3 separate regions of the Homo sapiens genome follow, and all the other regions are linked to region 3. Evidence: read pairs that join two places in POLR2A ChIA-PET (ENCODE). Cell type or tissue: PC-9. All regions are shown on one strand. Links, peaks and the distances in the headings refer to the core of each region. The heading gives the core; the rest is flanking DNA. Region 1 overlaps MRTFA (myocardin related transcription factor A). Region 2 overlaps ENTHD1 (ENTH domain containing 1). Region 3 overlaps CACNA1I (calcium voltage-gated channel subunit alpha1 I).

Region 1 (6,668 bases), core at 2,424-4,923, 870 kb after region 3:
TATACTCCAGCCTGAGGAAGACCTGGTCTCTAAAAAAATACAAAGACTTAAATTATCAGATAATCTCAAGATAAATGCTATATCTAATCAGAAATTAGGCCATGGCTGGTTCCAAACAAGTCAGTACATCACATCAGCCTTTCTGTTAGGAAACAGTACCTTTTCTGATTAATAAAACCAGATGAGTGGTGAAAAACAATTTAACATTACTTCTAATTCTAATATTTTTATGAAAACAAGGAACTGAAAATTATTTTCTGAAACTAGATCTTAAAACTTCACCCACACAAATGTAAGCAATCTAAATGACAAGGAAAGAAAGAGGAAAGCAGTTACTTATGTAAGTGAGAAACCTGAAGAGGATTTGATCAGAATCCTCAACTTAGAATGAACCTCAAGATGTGTGACAAAGGCCATGCCACTCTTTTTTAAATTATGAAACATTCCAAATTGGAATGAATTCTCTGGATATAGTATCTTTGAGGAAACTCAGTCCCGCCACCCCTTCATGTCCATCATCTTACAAACATGGCTTAAAACTTACCTATTCTAAGAAACCTTCTCAAAAAGCTGATCCTCTACTTGCTGTACCTTCAGGATAAAGTTTCCTCTTATTTTGTAGCATAATGACTATATCTATCCCCAACCGAATGCTAAGCTCTTTGAGGAAAAGGATTAGCCATGTTGTTTACTTTTTTTGGCCACAAAATAAAACAGAGCTCTATGCAATGGATACTCAATAAACATTATCAGATACTCACAGCATCTAGTCCACTGTCTTTCAACAGATGCTCACAAATTACTGAATTCTTAGTAATTTATCATCATTGCCAACTTTCAGGCAAAGGGAAATGGAAAGACCTCAAACTCAAAATTAGCCCCTGCTAACGATAACATCTAGACTGTAGGGATCGACATTTATGTCAAAATGAAGTTAAAAAATTATCTATGAGTCTTATCCATCCTCTCTCATACTGTATCTAATCAAGAGACTACATGGCTTAATAGTCAGGTGTTTTGAGGTCAAGGGTTTAAACTCTAACTTCAGCATTTATCAGCTAGGTTCCAGTTTCTTGCAAAGTAAAATTTTACTTATCTTAAAGAATTGCTATTGGAGTTAAATGACATAACTACTTAAAGTGCCCGATACAAGAGAAGTAGTCAATACATGGTAGCTAATCTTACTGTTCAATAAGTAATGCCATGGTTTGAATATGTCCCCTCCAAAATTCAGGAGTTGTCAACGTGATAGTATTAGGAGGTGAGGCCTTTAAAAGATGATTAGGCTATGAGGGAACCTCCCTCATGAATGGGATTAAAGCCCTTATTAAAGAGGCTTCACACAGCTTTCGGGTGGCTTGCCCTTCTGCCTTATGCCATATGAGGACACAGCGTTCTTCTTCCCCTGCAGAGGATGCAGCCCTCACAAGACAACCAAACCTGCTGGTTCCTTGATCTTAGGACTTCTCAGCCTCTAGAACTATGAGAGATAAATTTCTGTTCTTAATAAATTACCCAGTGTCAGGTATTCTGTTGCAGCAGCACAAAATGAACTAAGACAATTATAAAGAAAAAGTAGATATAACATAGATTATATTATTAAAGTGCATTGGCCAGGCGCGGTGGCTCACACCTGTAATCCAGGCACTTTGGGAGGCCAAGGCAGGTGGATCAACAGGTCAGAAGATCGAGACCATCCTGGCTAACACGGTGAAACCCTGTCTCTACTAAAAATACAAAAAAATCAGCCGGGCATGGTAGCGGGCGCCTATAGTCCCAGCTACTTGGGAGGCTGAGGCAGGAGAATGGTGTGAACCCGGGAGGCGGAGCTTGCAGTGAGCCGAGATTGTGCCACTGCACTCCAGCCACTCCAGCCTGGGCGACAGAGCGAGACTCTTATCTCAAAAAAAAATAAATAAAGTGCATTATGACACCAATTCTTTGATAAAATATAGTATATAAAATATAATCCCTTCTTGAATGTGATCTGCTTCCCACTGTAGTGAACTTCCCCACAAAAATGATCTCTGCAGTAAGGTAATTTGCCAAGTAGTCTAGAAAATAAGATTGTGCACAGATGCACACTTATACTTCCCAGCATAACTCAGTTTTATGCAATATTTACATATTAATGGGAACTGAACACCCAGCTCTTTACTATTAAGAAACTGTGGTATTTATCCCCAATATCTTACAATCTACGTCTCACTGGCATTTGAAGGAGATGTGGCTTCTTCAGTGCCCAACGAGGTTGGATGTTCAGGGACTTATTCCAACCTACTTGTTAAGAATCTTAGGCAAATAATAATTCTCTAAATGGGGGGGTGATGAATCATGACTTTATTCAACTAGCTCATTCTGACTGCTGCATTTATCAACTACTGTTTTTCTATATACCATGTCTCTAAAACTAATGACCCCCATTTATCACCATTTTCACTGTTTAAGGAGAGTTTAAAAATATAGTAGCATAATACTATTAGCAAACAGCTAACCGAGTGTACTAGCTACCAGCAAGCACATGTGACACACAAAAAGTGCTCTATAAAATATGTCAATGAAATATTGCTGAATACACCATTATTTTAATTCTTCAATGACCACATATAAGAAATGCTGATTCTGCTTATTATGGTTGGTGAATTCTGACTAGGATACATTACGGTCTCCAATGGCACCTTGTTAAAAGCTGCTATGCCCCAAGAGAAGCATACTACAATCTTAGAAACTTCTCCTTTGGCCAGGCATGGTGGTTCAAACGTGTAAAACCAGCAATTTGGGAGACCAGGCAAGTGGATCACTTCAGTGCAGGAATTTGAGACCAACCTGGGCAACAAGGCAAAACCCCATCTCTACAAAAAATACAAAAAATTAGCCAGGCGTGGTGGCATGCATCTGCAGTCCCAGCTACTTCAGAGGCTGAGGCAGGATAATTACTTGAGCCTGAGAGTTCGAGGCTGCAGTGAGCAGTGATTGCACCACTGCACTCCAGCCTGGGTGACAGAGTGAGACCCTATGTCAAAAAGAAAAAAAAAAGAAACAAACAAACTTCCCAGCTGGGCGCCAGGGCTCACTTAAGCCCAGGAGTTCGAGACCAGCCTGGGTAACATGGCAAAATCCTGTCTCTAAAAAGAATACAAAAAATTAGAAGGGTGCCTGCAGTCCTAGCTATTAGAGAGGCTGAGGTGGGGGGATCACTTGAGCCTGTCAAGGCTGCAGTGAGCTATGACGGTGCCACTGCACTCCCACCTGTGTGACAGAGCAAGGCCCTCTCTGAAAGAAAAAAAAAAATTGTCCTAGATTAAGAACCACTGGGTTATTTCAAGGACTAAAGAAGTTGATTTAGGCCAGATGCAGTTGCTCACGCTTGTAATCCCAGCACCTTAGGCCAAGGTGGGTGGATCACGAGGTCAGGAATTAGAGACCAGCCTGACCAACATGGCGAAACCCCGTCTCTACTAAAAATACAAAAATTATCCAGGCATGGTGACACACACCTGTAGTCCCAGCTACCAGGAAGGCTGAGGAATGAGAATTGCTTGAACCCGGGAGGCAGAGGTTGCAGTGAGCCGAGATCAAGCCACTGCACTCCAGCCTGGGAAACAGAGCAAGAGAGAGCAAGACTCCACCTCAAAAAAAAAAAAAAAAAAAAAAAAAAAGGAGTTGATTTATATATAAAGTACGTAGAACAGTACCTGGGCACAGGTGCTGTTACTAAGATTAGCACAGTGGCTTCTAGGGAAACATAAGTTTCTCCTAGCAGCAATTGAAGACAATTAGATTCGTCCCCAATTTGATTAAGTAAACAACAAAAATTCAAATAAATCACAGATGCTGATAGGATGTGAAAAAATGTGTTTGTCTATTCCCAATAAGATTTATTTACGTGCTGGGCACAGTGGCTCATGCCTGTAATTCCAGCACTTTGGGAGGCCGAGGCGGGCAGATCATTTGAGGTCAGGAGTTCAAGACCAGCCTGACCGACATGGTGAAACCCCACGTCTATTAAAAGTACAAAAAAACTAGCTGGGCGTGGTGGTGCATGCCTGTAATTTCAGCTACTCAGGAGGCTGAGGCAGGAGAATTGTTTGAACTCGGGAAGCAGAGGTTGCAGTGAGCTGAGATCATGCCAGTGCACTCCGGCCTGGGCAACAGAGACAGACTCCGTCTCTCAAAAAAAAAAAAAAAAAAAAAAAAAAAGGATTCATTTAGACTCATTACCACTTTCTATGGATATAATGTATTCTGTTCATACTGAAATCTTTGGCCTCACAGTTGAGGTTGTCTCTCAATTGGAAGTTTCTTTAAGGTGGAAGAATGTTAGTAATATGTTCTTTCCATTGTAACTGTGGTTTGAGGGTACTTTTTTTTTTGCAAAGTAAGAGTCTGGCTTCTGGCTGGGCATGGTGGCTCACACCTGTAATCCCAACAATTTTGGAGGCCAAAACAGGAGAATCACTTGAGCTCAGGACCAGCCTGGGCAACATAGCGAGACTCTGCCTCTACCAAAAAAAAAAAAAAAAGAACTTGGTTTCTAAGATTATCATATGCTTTGTGTTCACGGTAGCTTTTAACAAGGTGCTGGTATCAACAGCTCAACCCTCAAACATCCATGCTAACAGCAGAAAATACATTGCACAGAAAGAAAAGATGGTAGACAGTATCTTTTAGAGTGGGCAGGAATGCTTGTATTTGTATTTAGTACTGAGTAATTATTTCCAATTTTCGAGGAAGTCACAAAGCTGCCACAAATTGTTTAACTATACAATTCTTCCTTTGCCAGGGTCCAGTGCCTGCTCAGCTTATCATTTCATACTGGCAAACAACTATACAACTTTTCCTCATCTGTGATACAAAGATTAAAATAAGCAGAGGTGGTCACATTCTAAATATTTCCTGGTTCACACCTTCCCCTATTAGGGAAATCACTTTTGGGCACAAAAGATCATCCATTCTAACTCTTACTGGGCAAATATCTTGTTTGTGTCAACTAAGTATTTTGTACACAGAATATAATGCCAATATCATTAAGTATTTGAAAGAAAGATTTGTCAAAAATATCCCTGTTATGACCTACTCTTAGGATAATCCAGGATTGATAAAAAGCCAAATTCTCCCCATAGCCGAAAGAGGTTTGCCTCAGCCTAAGGCTATTTTCCCTAAGTGAGAGTTTCTAAACTTTCTGGTGAGCTTCTCTTTCTCATCCAGCTGGTCAAAGTTTTCTGATAACAACATACCACACAACTGAAAAGCTAAGTTTCTCGGCCTGAATTTTTGTTTATACCTGATAGAAGCTACTGCTTTCTCCTAGTGGAAATTCAAAATACCTAAGTTTATCTCCAGAAAACTCTTCAAATACTTTCAGTAATCTAATGGCAACAGCTTTGCTACTAAAAATTTCCCAACATCTTCCTGTTTGGGCAGGTCTTGCTGAAATCCCCCTCCTCATAAGGAGGAATTTGAGAAAAAATACTGCCAACTTCAAGTTCCCTTAGGCAAATTTCCAGCCCCAGTGCAAGGCCATGAGGTTAAACATTTCTCAATGACGCAGGCTCCCTCAGAGGGAGGAACAAGAAAAAAAAAAAAAATCAAAACGTATTCTTCCCACTGCAGTAAATCAAGAAACAGCAGCCAAGTACTTTAAAAAAAAAAAAAAAGTGAAGTTAATACTGTTTGCTCTGCCAAGGCCCCCAGTGGGAGTACAGAACCCAAATGAGAGCTGTGGGATGAGAGAAAAAGAATTGCAGAACCAGCAATCCAGTCAAATTGACAGATATGTCTCCAGATTCTCTAGATAGTCTCTGGAGTACCAATACAGTGTAAGGTCCCAGCCACTGTATAATTTACAATAACTAGGACAACTAAAGTAAAGTGATTGAATTAGTGGCTGGGGGTAAGGAATGGTGTCACACATTAAGCAAATCATGATTCAGGATTAAAATGTACATTAGGTGAGAGGCCGGGAAAACTAAAGGAAAGTACATTTAAGCAACTTCTCGGTGAAGGAATATATAAGGCTGATCACAAAGAAGGCAAGCTCATGTGAGGGGCTGGTAGGGTTCTTGAACCTCTGGCCACCTGCAGATAAATAATTGATTGAAATAAAACCCGAAATGTTCTCCAGAAACAGATTAATACAAAACAGAATTTTAGAGTTCAAAAGGTCCTAAATGCTTACAAGAAAATGCCAGTGATGAAAATATCATGTGTACAGTGCTTTACTTCTCAAAGTGCTTTCACTGAATCATTAAATAAAAATTATTATGTACCTGCTATGTGTTAGGAACTGGCAATACAGAAATTGGATACCACCCCTGCTTTAAAGGGGCCATACTTCTAACAATGAGACCTGCTAGGAATGAAAATGCAGCAAACAATCAGTCTTTGGTGGTATGCAGTAAACATAAGGAGAGCACAGCAGAAGGGGCACCGAAGTTTCTGGGGGAATCAAAGACAGCACACATCTCAGAAGAGACAGCCCTTGAAGTGAGGCCAGAAGGCTGGCAAGCAGAAAGACTAACGGTTATATGCAAAGGAATATATGTGCTTTTTTTAAAAAAAGCACGAAGTGTTCTGGGAACCAAAAGCTGGTCAGTACTGCTGGGGACTGTGAGTTTGGAAGTGATATGAGATAACCACATAGTCAGAGACCAGACAAATAAAATAGC
Region 2 (6,668 bases), core at 279-2,778, 110 kb after region 3:
TCAAAGCTTTCCATGGCCTATCTCCACTTCTCAGGAAAAATTCCAATCACAAAACTTTTTTGGGGATGAAATATATTCTCAGCCGATGCAGCAGCAGGGACATGAAAAGGAAAGCAGGAACTTCATCAGCACATGGTCAAGAAAAGCCAAGAACAGTTAGGAATCTAGGTCAGGCTAATCGAGACAGACTATCTTTGGATTAAAAAGGTGGAAAGATGGTAGTGGGCATGTTAATGACGATAGCCATGAGAAGTAAAAGTTTTGAGAACCTGCATGTCTGAAAATGTCTGTACTCTGCTTTTAGGCTTAATGATCGTTTGGTTAAAGAATTCTAGGTCAGAAATCCTTCTTTCAGAATTTTGAAGGCCACATTTCACTGTCTTCTTGTTTCTAGTATTGCTGTGCAGGGGTTGGAGCCATTCGAATTCTTATTCATTGCATGTAACCTGTTTTATCTCTGAAGCATTACAGAATTTCCTCTTTGTTTCAGAGGGTTTGGAAACTTCTCAGTGATGTACCCTGAAGTGAGACTATTTTCACTCACTGAGGTCAACTCAATCATGTGACCTATTTCCTTCAGCCCCAGAAAATTATTCTAAATGATTTAATCACTTATTTTCTCCTCTGTGTTTTCTCTGTTGTCTCTTTCAAAACCTCCTCTTGTCAGATGTTAGATCTCTTGGACTAGTCTTCTAATTTTCTTACTTTTCTTTCCCATTTTCCCCGCCTCCATCTTTCTGCTTTACTTCAATGTAGATTTTATCAACTTTAGCTTCCAATCCTCTCATTGATTGCTTATATTTCTGCTATTATATTTTTAAATTTCCAAGAGCTCTTTTTTTTGGTTTTCAGAAATTCTTTTTGTAATGTCTTGTTCTTGTTTCACATACTGTATTCTCTTATTTCTTTGAGGATAATAAGCTTCTTTGAAAAACTTTTCCTTTCCCTTCATAGTGTATGTTTCCTCAAAATTATTTTTCTTTGTTTTTGTTTCAATGTTTTATATTAGAAGTTTTCTTTTTTCAGATGTTGGTACCCCTTGCTGCCCGCTTATGTTTAAGTGTGGAGGATTAAAAGTTGAAAGGAACGTTGAGTGTGTGTATGGCACTTGTCAACTTTGAGCTTCAGTGAATAGTCATTTGTTGGGGAACCACTAATATCAGTATCTTTAGTTCTTTCCTCTAGGCCAGTTAGGTTCTAGGAGAAAAGTTATCCTATCTCCTACCTAGAGGGTAAAGGTCTAGCTACCAGGGTGCTGGGAGGCCAGCAGGGGGAGGGGGCTGCAGCATTCAGCATGTGGTTTACATATCATCACATAATCCTGTGGTTTTGGTGACAGTGCCCACACTTGTAACTCTACCTAGCATCCCTCATTTCAGAGACCTTTCATCTGCCCTCTCCAGAAAACAAATCTTCAGACTCTGCCATGGGTTGCAGAGGTAGGTGGGTATTCATGGTTAATTGTTCACCTGTCTAAGGACTTAACCACTTTTCAAATGCCTGTTTTGTTTTGTTTTTTCTTTTTTTTAGAAACAGGACCTTGCTCTGTCACCCAGACTGGAGTGCAGTGGTGCAGTCATGACTCACTGCAGCCTCAACCTGGGCTCAAGCGATCCTCCCGCCTCAGCCTTCCTAGTAGCTGAGACTACAGGTGTGGGCCACCAATGCCTGGCTCTTTTCTTGAATTTTTTGTAGAGAAGGGCTCTTGCTACATTGGCAAGGCTGGTCTCAAACTCCTGGCCTCAAGTGATCCTCACTCCTCAGCCTCCCGAAGCTGGGATTACCTCTGTGAGCCACTGTGCCCCCTCAAATAGTTGTTTTTAAATTCTCTTTGTTTAGCACCAGATGGAGTAGGTTTTATAACCCCGTTTCAAATATGAGGCAAGGGAATCTGAAAGAGGCTAAAAATCTTTCCCAAGACCACAAGGCTAGAAAAGGGGAAAGATGGGATTCAAATTCAAGTTTCTCTGATGTCATAGAATATGATCTTAATCACAATTCTATACTTCTACACAATTCTATTACATTAGAATTATTTTTACTGTATTATAGAATTATGTTAAATTTTGAGTATAAAATTTAGAAGGCAGGTAACCAGGACAGTGAGGGGACTTGACATCTTATCTATAATAAATGGTTGATGGATATGCTAATCTTTACCCGAAAAGAGATGGTAGAAGGATGAGAGGCTATATCTAATTATTTGAAGACAATCAGAAAACCTTAATAATAATACCTTCCATTACTCTTAGTTTGCAGGAGCTAGAACTGGGATCAACAGGTAGAACTTACAGAAAACAGATTTTAGCCCACTTCATTAAAAAAAAAACTTTCTCATTGTCATGGTTCTTCACACACGAAAATAATAATGGTGAGTGATGCTCAGAGCTCATGCACAGCCTGAATAACCATTTGGTAGGGATATTTGAGGCAAGATCGGTGCATCACTTTACAGAACTTATCTATTCTTGATGAGATTCTAGGACCCGGCTGGGCATGGTGGCTCACACCTGTAATCCCAGCCCTTTGGGAGGTCGAGGTGGGAGGATAGCTTGGGCCCAGGAATTTGAGAACAGCCTGAGCAACATGGCGAAACCCCTTCTCTACAAGAAGTACAAAAATTAGTTGGGCATGGTGGTGTGTACCTGTGGTCCCACCTACTTGGGAGACTAAAGTGGGAGGACCACCTGAGCCTGGGAGTTTGAGGCTGCAGTGAGCCGTGGTCATGCCAGGGCGCTCCAACCTGGGCAAAAGGGTGAGACCCTGTCTCCAAAAAAAAAAAAAAAAAGATTCTAGGACTCAAAACATATCTGTTAAAGTACTAAGAAAAGACTCTAGAAATAGAATTTGGGTTCCTTCTAGTCAGAAAGAATAACTTAATAAGAAACATTTTAAGTAGGCCAAGACGGAAATAATATTTGAGTCAAATATTAATATCATTTTCTTTTCTTTTTTTTTTTTGAGACGGAGTCTCGCTCTGTTGCCCAGGCTGGAGTGCAGTGGCGCGATCTTGGCTCACTGCAAGCTCTGCCTCCAGGTTCACACCATTCTTCTGCCTCCACCTGACGAGTAGCTGGAATTGCAGGTGCCCGTCACCACGCCCGGCTATTTTTTTTTTGTGTTTTTAGTAGAGACGGGGTTTCACTGTGTTAACCAGGATGGTCTCAATCTCCTGACCTCGTGATCTGCCTGCCTAGGCCTCCCAAAGTGCTGGGATTACAGGTGTGAGCCACTGAGCCTGGCCCCCATGTTATCATATATATTTAAAGATACGCAGTTAGGTTAGTCACATATATATGCTGTGACTAAAAAACCTGGTATTTAAATTGATGCCAGTGGTTCTCAAAATGTGACTGCAGTAGCATCACCTGGGAATTTGTCAGTAATGAATTTCTTGGGTCCCAGATCTACTAAATCAGAAACTTGGGGGTTGGGCCCAGAAAACTAAGTTGTAACAAGCTGCCAGGTGTTTCTGAGGTATGCTAAAGTCTGGGACCCACTGCTTTCTACTATTTAGCCACCTTTCTTTTGCCTTATGACTACAACTGCTGACGAAATCGCTTATCATTGTTTACAGTTTTGCAGCTTTGAGTCATAGGCTACATGATGCTTTTGCTTATAAAAAGCCACTTCATCTATAATTGCCGCATACCAATTTACTTTTGTTTCCAAACACTCCACAGCTGTACACATACTTCAAGCTGCTCTCCAGGGTGCATCCTCACTGCCCATTTAGTTCTCCTGCCCAGGCTCACTACAGAAGTTATTTGGGTCTCTTGTTAACATTCACACAGTCTACTCAGCAGAACCGAAATAAGCTACAATAAATCGCTGTATTTTAAAATCTCATTGTGTGATATTTGCACACCAATTAATGTTGGGCTTGCTTGAAGATAGCCCTGATGAAATTATTCCAAATGCTGATGTGTTAACTTTAACTTATTATACTCATAAATAATATTGGACCAGTTAATCGTGATATTAAAACTTTCCATTTTAAAAGCATTTAGAACTGTGCTGCAAAAATAAACTGAGAAATTTCTAGAAATAATTAAAAACTCTTATGAGCTAGAGATATAAATCTTTCTGTAGGCAGAAGGTCTTTGGTCAACTAAACACTTTAAATAGTTCACTGTAAAACAGAGAAGTTTTTGTCATTCTCCAATTCACCTCTTTCAGTTTTCCTAGCTGATATACAATGTCTGTCAAGTTAACTATATACAAATTAAAATATTCTGATTTTGTCCCATGGTTTAAAATGTAACACTGAGGGGTCCTGTCCTCGGGACCGGTGATAGGTTAGCTGGGAACAGGAGGAGGCAACCATGCCGCCTAGGGAGTTACCCTGGCTGAGCGAAGGGTTCCAGGGCTGGGCACTGGGTTGATCTCACACCCCTCAGTGAGGTCATCGTTACTGCCTGTGGCCTGCAAGCTAAGGTGTGCGAGCAGACACCAGGTTGATGTCTGCGTACTCCTGGACCAGGATCAGTGCCTCTTCAATGGAGGATTCCGAGACAGGATTCATAATGTCCTCCATTTGCCATTCTGGTAGTTGCCGGAAGGCCAGCTTTTAGAGAAAGGTACCAGGAAACTGACAATGCTTCCTTGAATTGGCTTCTGTATTTGCTTCATCAGTGTCTCTCATAGTGAATATTCTGGTGTTCCTATAGATCAGGTTTTGCTGATTTGGGAAAATAAAGACTATGGATCAACTAGGAATACTGTTCATATTAATGAGAAAATGCTTCTGTTAGAACCTTGTTGAAGGCACAATTTTGAGTTGATCCAGTTCTTGAACTCTGTAGACTCTGATAATTCTGAATCTGTTGTTTTGTCTTTTGCTGATATTTTGTGTGTGGCAAATGTCGAGGAAGCCAGTTTTCTCAGATTTCAAAATAGTATATGGAAAAATGAAGAGAAAATGCAATGTGTCCATCCTTTGCAACTAGTTTGGGATCCAGTGTCATCTGCTCTAAAACACAACAAACCAGTGAAAAATGATCTGCTTGTAAATGAAGCTGCAATTAAAAAAAAAATAGGTGCCCTTGAAGATGAGCTAACTTTTCTTCACTCTCAGATTCCTGCAATTTTGGAAATGCAGGAACTGAAAAACAGTACAAATTCTAGTTCCTTTGGCTTGAATGATGGGCCCATTAGTTTGGGACAAATGCCATCATCACGGGCTGTTCAGCTGAGTGGGGAGTCACACATATATATTTGTTCTTTACTACATTTATACTCTGTTCCTTTGTAGAGTGTATAATAAGCCTTAACATAATAAAAATCAGTTTCCAAGTTCAATGCTTTCTTCTCCTCCTCCACTACCACTTCCTCCTCAGTTTTCTTCTCTCTAGCTTCCATGTTTTCTTCCCATACAACTAGGATCTAATAATATTTGTGACTCAGATAATCCAGCTACTGAAATGAACAAACAGCACCCAGGTGCTAGTATAGTCATCATCCAAAAAGCCACAGAAATAAAGATGTTCTAAACATGTTGGATGTTCTAGAGGACATAAATAAAGTGAAGCTCTGTGCAATTGAACAGTCACCTGGTGGCAGATCCATTCATAAGAGGAAAATAAAAAATTCATATTGGGATCCGATGTCTTTAACGTCTCATGCACTTAAGCAGAAATTTGCATTTCAAAAAGATGATTCATTTGAGAAAGAAAATAGATCTTAGGAGCCTTCTCCATTTTCTTGTCCAGAAACTTCAACATTTGGACATCACATTTCTCAGTCAGAAGGACAGTGAACTAAGGAAGAACTGATAAGCACAAAGGCTGTTGACCAAGGTATCAGCAACAAAAGCTGTGTCTACACTTAGAAGGAGAGACCACAGAAATATGTCAGCCTGTCTTCCACTACACTTCAAAGGATCTTCTCTTCTGTTAAACGAAGTTAAACAAAGTCTGCATACTGCAATGTATTAGTGGAGAGGTCTGAAAAGCCTTGATTCTTAAGAAGACTTGTCTCTGGTTTTGGAAGATCCAGCAATCAACTGGCTACTGATGATAATTAGATGTACAGATGTTTTTTTCTTGCATGTTAATATAATTAAAAGCTGAACACATACTTTGAATAATTTTTCTAAGCAATTATGACTTCCTGAGAAGTCATAGGCTTAAAAGCCTTTGAATCTTTTAAAAATTGGTATTGATCTGGTTTACTTGGCTTCCAGCAATTTGGAGATTTTCAAAGAGGATAAAATTAAATTTTTTTCATTAAGACAGTCATAGTTTGAATCACATAGGTTGAGTCTTCTAAAACTTCTTGCTGAGACAATAAATTATTTGTAGAAACTGATTTTGACTGTTAAATGTTAAAAGTAGAAGTATTTAAAGAATCTTGACAAGTTTTGTCCATACTTGCTATGTAAATGTGTATGTCTGTCATTTTTGTTTCCTTTGTCCTTTACTACATTTATACTCTGTTCTTTTGTAGAGTGTATAATACATGAGCCTTAAAAAAGAAAAATTTAACATTTTACACAAATGTTTGTGGCAGAATTATTTGTAATAGCCAAAAGCATATCTATTTCTCTATCTCTATAGAAGAGAGAAAGCTTTATTTCTCTCTCTCTCTCTCTCTATAGAAGATAGACAGATCTCTATAGAAGAGAGAGAGAAATAGATATACTTTTTGGTATACTATATACTATATAC
Region 3 (6,668 bases), core at 1,874-4,373:
GCTGCCATTCAGGGAAGCCAGCCGGATAGGTTTGCAGGAGCCTTTTGGAATTTCAATATCCCAGAGAACAAGGGAGATGTAATTAATTGAGCGACAAAGGCCGGCCCGAGGGAGAAGCAGGAGCGGGAATGAAGCAGCCAGGCTGGGACCGTGTGGAGCTGCCTTCTCCAGGCCCTTCTCATCCAGCCTCTTCTCCAGCTGCTACCGGCCCTCTGTGCTTGCCTCCTGCCCCTGTCCTGGCCTCGGGGCTCGCCCATTCTTTTTTGAAGCTCAGAGCTGATCGAGGGTTCTGCTTGCTTAGAAATATGCCAGCAGACCTCCTTGCCCAGCCACCCAGCACAGAGCCCCACACTCCTCAGAGCCCCCTGCAACCGCCTTCAGGAATAGTGCCTTTGCCCATGCCAGTCCCTCTGCTGGCCAAGGCTTCGCATCCTGGAGTCCAGCTCAGCAAATGTGCCCGGAGCGGCCCCACTCCCCAGACACAGTCCTTTGGCTCAACACTTGGTCCCCTGTCCCCTTGCTGCCAGGCTGTGAGCTCTGTGTGTGTGTGGGGGGAGGGTTGGGGGGGTAAAAAATGGGTCTTGTTTGTCTTTGGATTCCCCATGTGCCCAACGCCATGCCTGGCATGCAGCTGGCATTTACTATGTGTTTCATGAATGAATGAGTGAGTGAATGAATGAATGAATGAATGAACGATGGGGCACCAGAAAGGCCTGCAGTTGGCCTACTTGAGTCAGGGAATCCATTTGGATGGATTATGAGGGCACCCATTCTATTTCTCCCTTCCCTCTGCTGTACACGCCTCGCTTCCCTGCTTGGGGGTGTAGGGTGGTGGGGAGCTGAGCCTCACCCTGGCCTGCTCTCGGTGGGGTGAAGCAGCCTGCAGGCAAGCTCCACTGTCTTTCCTGAGAGGAGGCTGACCTAGTTTTGTGGAGAGGGAAGATGGGGTGGGCCTTAATTATTGATTGGAAATCACTGCACACAGAGTTTGTGACGCAAATTCCAAATAATTATCCTCATTAATAAGCACCTCAGGCTCACCCCTAGCATACACAACCATCTGGACAGGGCCACTGTTCTACTTGTCACCATCCTTCCATCTTCCTCTCTCCAATCTTCCACTCCCTCCCCATGACTTATCACATCATTCATTCATGAGTAGTCATTGAACAAATGTTAGGTGAGCCTGTCTTCTGGGCCAGGACCTGCTGGGTTCTGGGAATACTGAGGTGACTTAGACAAGGGCCCTGCCCCCAGAACCTTATAGCCTAGTGGAAGAGATAGGAAAGTAAACAGACAACTATACATTAGGGCTAGAATAAGACGAGATATTGATATGGATGGAACCTCCTAGGTTGTGCAGTATACAACCTGCACAACTGTACGTGGCAGCCTAGGCTAGGTCAGAGGTGCTGAGATTGCCCAGAGCAGAAGAGAGAAGGATGAACTCTACCTGGGATGATGTAAGAGTCTGGAAGCCTTCACAGAAAGAGCTTTCACAGGGCTGCGGTGGCTGAATAGGGATTTGCCAGGCAGAAGAGAGGAGCAAGGGTGTTCTAGGAAGAGGGAACAGCAGGGATAAAAGCATGGAGGTGTGAAATCTCACAGTATGTTTAGGGAACTTCAAATAATTTGGCACTGCAAGGCAGTAGACTGCAAATTGAGAGAGGTATGAAACTAGAGAGGTGGGCAGTATGGACTCTACAGGATCTTAGGGGGAGGGTGTGTACTCAAAGGTGCCCCACCAGCTCTTCACCTTCTTTGGGGCCATGGACTCCTGTGTGGGCCTTCTCTGTAGAGCCCGTTAGCAGGCGCTTGGCTCTTCTGAAGTTGGCTCTGGGGGCTCTGCCTGGTTCCATCATGCAGTGGGAGTGGTAGTTCTGGCTGGTACTGCTGTGTCCTGACATGGTCAAGGGGAACAGTGACTGTCTCAGAGACAAAGGGTATTCAGGACACATTCATTGGGCACGTACTACAACCACTCTGCAGGTGCTGGGCATACTAAGGTGAACCAGCCTCAGTCCCAAGGCCTCTGGGACAAGGGGGTTGTGAAAAGACAGCTAGACTTTGTGTCAAGACACCTGGTTTAAATCTAGACCCTGCTGCTTCTGAGCTGTGTGACCTACGGCAAGCAGTTTCAGTTCTTTGAGTCTCCAGTTGCCTTCTCTATAAAATAGAAATAAGAGTACCAACCTCACAGAGTTGTTGTGAAGACTGAAGATCACATTTGTGCAAGTACGCAGAAGAACACTTGGTACATAAAAGGTGCTGCATAAATGCTTGCTTGTTCATTCACAATCTAGTGTAAGTGGAGCAGGGCCCAGAGCCATTTCCATGGCTTTTTCGGTGGAGGGGCAGATAAAAAGGAGAGGGTGTATCTGGCAGCCACTGAACAGGATGGGAACAGCAAGGAGCCCCTGATAATGCATCCCCCTCCCCCTCCCTGTTTCTCTAACCTTGCTCTCACTCTTTCGTCTCTGGGACCTCTGCTCCCTGTCTGACCATCCCTCCACCTTTTCCCCTCCCAGGTATGCGGATCCTGGTGAACCTGCTCCTGGACACACTGCCCATGCTGGGGAATGTCCTGCTGCTCTGCTTCTTTGTCTTCTTCATCTTTGGCATCATAGGTGTGCAGCTCTGGGCGGGCCTGCTGCGTAACCGCTGCTTCCTGGAGGAGAACTTCACCATGTGAGTTCATCCCCTGCCACCCATGCAGCTCCGGGGACTCTTACTAAGACACAGTTTTAACCTTCTGGGTCATTGGGAATCAGGACCAATGGGGTAGAAGCAGCAAAAAAAGAGAGGTCAGGTAGGAGGGGAAAGGGAAGTTAAGACACAAGCAGAAGTGATGCCCAGGAGGAAAAAGAAGACAGAAAACCTGAAGAGCAGGCACAGAACTTGGCTCTCCGCCCACAGCACATTCATTCCCCTTGGTGGCTGAGTCATCCAGGAAGGGTGAGCTCCCATTTGGCCGCTTGTGTATGAAAGCAGGGGGCGAGACATTCCTCCGAGAGAGGATTATTGACACACAAATCAAGCTCTGGATCTTGGAGGAGCTGGGCTTAGTTGTCTGAAAAATTGGACACCTATAGAACCCGTGCTTCCGTAGTGGTGGGGGATAAGTGTGCACACACATGTACCTGCGTGTATGTGTTTGGATGTGAATATGCATTCATTTCAGATATGCATGGCGTGCACCGACTAAGTGCCAGGCCCCAGGGAGTCAGAAATAGGAGAGCATCTTCATCCATGTTCTCACTTCCCTTTGTTGAGCCTGTGCTCGGGGCTCAGGATGCGGCAGAAGGGGGGGGGTCCCTGCCCCCTGCCCTTGAGAAGCGCAGGGCTGGGAGCCGATCCCAAACACCTCTAGTGAGTGCCTCTCAGTCTGTTAATCATGGACCGAGGTGACTGTAGGAAGCGTGGGGACGTGGGGACACTGTACAGGTGAGGGCTAGTTTCTCCCTCCCGGCCTGGTTGGGGAGAGGGTAGCAGAGCTGGAGGGTGAAAGTTGGGTAGGAACTGGCCCATCCACCCATCGCTGTGGGGGAACAGTAGGGTACCTGGGTAGACCACAGCAGGGGCACCTTGGTGGGTAAAGGCCCCAAGTGGGGATTCAGGAAGGGGGTCTACACTTGTGCCCATCCCCAGAAGAGGCAGGTCCTGAGGCAGGGCCTGGGGCAGTGGGGCTGGGGAGAGGCAGCTGCTTCGAAGTCAGGGTAGTGTGAGCTCCGCCCCTCTGTCCCACAGGGCTCTTTCCCTGGATCCTTCTGTGGCCAGCCCCTTCTTATTATGTGGGCTCAGCCCACCTGACACCTCCTCCTAGAGGCCTTCCCTCGCCCTCCCTCACCACCCCAGCCCCAAGCTCGCCATCACACAGCCCTGCTGGGTTTTCTTCTTGACTCATCTCTCTGAAATCATCTCCTGTCGGTTCATCCGAGGTCTCTGGAGGCCCCTGAAATGTGAGTTCTCTACCACAGCAGGGGCACCTGGGGCTTAACTCCTCCCAGGCCTAGAGCAGGGCTTGGCACAGGTGCTCCCAACTAATTGTTGAAGGAATAAGTGAGTAAGTGGATGTGTGAGTGCATTTACCACCCAGAGGCAGGCTGGGAGCGAGAACCAGTTCTTCCTAGGCCTGGCGTGTTGGAGACTCTGCGTCCCGTTCCCTGATGTCTCCTCCTCTGTGGTCTTCCCCAGGCCCCATGAGATGGCCCCAGCCCTGTCTCGGCTGCAAAAGGAGAGTTGGAGGGAGGATGCTGAGGATGTGCTTGGGCTGTGTTAAAGAGGAACCTTATCTGGTCCACCCCCATCCCCGCCCCAGGAAGGGAATAATAAATACAAGGAAATGTCCCTGGAGAAAGAACGCCCTAAGGGAAGATGCTGGGTGATTGCCACGCCTCCCTCTGAGCTCCTGGCTTCATTCTCTTAGGGTGGGTGTTATTAACTCACATGCCCTATTGGGCTGGGGGATGGTCGGTGTTGCGTGAAAAAGGAGATGAGTAAAGTTCACGCACGTCTGGTGGAGAGCAAGGCCAGGGTCATCCCAGGCCTGTGACTCCTGTAGAAATAAGGGAGGCTTAGACCTTAACTCACAAGGCTTGTTTAGGGCAGGGAGCAGAGAAGTTGGTAACCAGGGTTCACAAAGAGGCAGCAAGATCTCTTCTGGGTGATCAGAAAGCTGGAATTTGAGAAGATCCTAGCTAGGATCTTGGGGAACCAGGCAGTTGGGCAGGGGAATTCCTCAAAGTCCTCTTTTCGGGCTCTCCCCAGCCGGGCTGTTGCCTGGAAGCCTCTAGCTCCTGGCACAGTGGGCCCTGTGAGATGGACAGAGCTCCGTCGTCAGGGCGGAGAAGGGCCCTTCCTGGGGCGTAACACGCACAGGTGGGAGATGGGGCCACTGAAAGCCTCAGCCCAACCTGTCACTATGCAGATGGGGACTGAGGCCTAGATGGGAAGGGACTCACCCAGGGCCAACAGCAAGGCTTCCAGCAAGCATCCAGCCTCTCCCTGGCTGTGTGGGTGTCAGGACACTGTCATTCCACAAACACTCACCGACCCCTTCCAGGGGCCAGGGCCTATGCTGGGCCCTGGGGATGCAGAGACCCTTTATCTTGGCCACTGCCCTCTGTACTGTCTCACTGGGGAACTGCATGTGTTGAAAATTAGGCCTCAGGATGCTCTGGGCTTGGCAGAGTGGGGCCTGGAAGCCCAGAGCGGGTACAAGACCAGCCAGGGTGGGGACCAATGGGGCTTCTCGCTTCACAGAGGACCAGTGGGACTTCTTGCTTCTCAGAGGATGTGAACTTGAGCTGAACCTAAAAGATTCAAGAAAAATGTCTCCAGGCAGATGGGGGGACAGGGAGTAGGTGGGGAGGGTACTCTTGATCGAGGCAACCCCACTGCTGCGGTGTGGCGTGTGGGTTAGAAATCGGAGCCCCAGCCTGGCGTTCAGGGTCAAATCCTGCCTCTGTCACTTGGCAGCACTCCTGTGTATTTACCCAAAAAAGGGATGGCTTATATATACCCAAAGATGTGTACAAGAATATTTATGAGTCATAAGAGCCAAAAAACCAGAAACAACCCCAAACCATTGGCAGAATGAATAAATAAGTGGCAGTGTACTCACTCAGCGGAATACTCACAGACATGAAAAAGAAGGAATTACATTTTGCTCTCTTAACGGTGTCTTTTGATGAATGAATCTCTTAGTTGTAATGAAGTCCAGTTTATCAATCATTTTTTTAGCATTGTTTTTTGTGTCCTGTTTAAGAAATCTTTTCTAAAGGTTGTGAAAATATCTTCCAGTGCTTTCTTTTAGGAACTTACTTTTTTAAAAAGAAAAATCCTTTACATGTAGGTCTGACGTCCAAATCTAGCTTTGTGTATGGTTTGTAGATGGAGTCAAGATTTTTTTTTTTTAGGTGAAATCTCACTCTATCGCCTAGGCTGGAGTGCAGTGGCATGATCTCAGCTCACTGCCACCTCCGCCTCCCAGGTTCAAGTGATTCTCCTGCCTCAGCCTCCTGAGTAGCTGGGATTACAGACGCATGCCACCACGCTATTAAATGGCTAATTTTTGTATTGTTAGTAGAGATGGGGTTTTGCCATGTTGGCCAAGCTGGTCTCGAACTCCTGACCTCAAGCGATCCACCCACCTCGGCCTCCCAAAGTGCTGGGATTACAGGCGTGAGCCACTGCGCCTGGCCCCAGTTGGGGTCAAGATTTATTGATTTATTTTTAGTGGATAGTCAACTGTCCCAGGACCAGTGGTGGAAAAGTCTGTCCTTTCTCCACTGAATTGCAGGGGTGCCTGTATGAGACTCAGGTGACCATATGTATTTGGGTTGGATGTGTACATTTTGATTATTGATGGATGTGCCAAATTGCCCTCTAAGAAGGTTGTACCAATGTATACTCCCACAACAGTGTATGTGAGTGTCTGTTTACACTTATTCTTTCCCATGCTGAATATTACCAACCATGAAATGTTTGCCATTTGGGTAGGTGTAAAATGATCTCATTATTTTTTGTTTGCATTTGGTTATTTTGTTCCATTGGTGAGTGTTTCTTCCTATATATTGGCCATTTTTTATTTCTTCTGTGAATTTTTCTGTTCTTATCTTTTGTCTTTTTTTTCCCCCTAGTGGGTTATTTTTCCTTTTCCTTATTAA

Evidence for each region. Peaks named below come from ENCODE experiments on the same cell type or tissue, not always from the same donor. Only the 100,000 strongest peaks of a DNase experiment are listed, where the experiment ranks them.
Region 1: POLR2A ChIA-PET joins it to region 3 with 7 read pairs; 1 of 35 experiments calls an interaction of 5 or more read pairs at or near these places.
Region 2: POLR2A ChIA-PET joins it to region 3 with 5 read pairs; 2 of 35 experiments call an interaction of 5 or more read pairs at or near these places.

The regions. Positions count from the first base shown.
Region 1 is chr22:40,504,341-40,511,008 of GRCh38, forward strand. The region is part of intron 3 of MRTFA (myocardin related transcription factor A); the gene reads right to left. Among named protein-coding and RNA genes, the nearest start is that of MRTFA-AS1, 14 kb to the right of the region's middle. RefSeq lists an enhancer at 6,245-6,668. In PC-9, for the core only: no CTCF peak of the experiment used is centred there; a DNase peak (open chromatin) is centred at 3,791; H3K4me3 peaks cover 392 bases; H3K27ac peaks cover 2,500 bases.
Region 2 is chr22:39,745,479-39,752,146 of GRCh38, forward strand. The region is part of intron 6 of ENTHD1 (ENTH domain containing 1); the gene reads right to left. It also overlaps the pseudogene MTFR2P2. Among named protein-coding and RNA genes, the nearest start is that of ENTHD1, 140 kb to the right of the region's middle. In PC-9, for the core only: no CTCF peak of the experiment used is centred there; no DNase peak of the experiment used is centred there; H3K27me3 peaks cover 365 bases.
Region 3 is chr22:39,632,037-39,638,704 of GRCh38, forward strand. It overlaps CACNA1I (calcium voltage-gated channel subunit alpha1 I), which reads left to right. Exons shown (of 37, transcript NM_021096.4): 5 at 2,529-2,688. Among named protein-coding and RNA genes, the nearest start is that of CACNA1I, 65 kb to the left of the region's middle. RefSeq lists an enhancer at 2,830-3,549. In PC-9, for the core only: no CTCF peak of the experiment used is centred there; a DNase peak (open chromatin) is centred at 2,845; H3K4me3 peaks cover 1,255 bases; H3K27ac peaks cover 2,191 bases.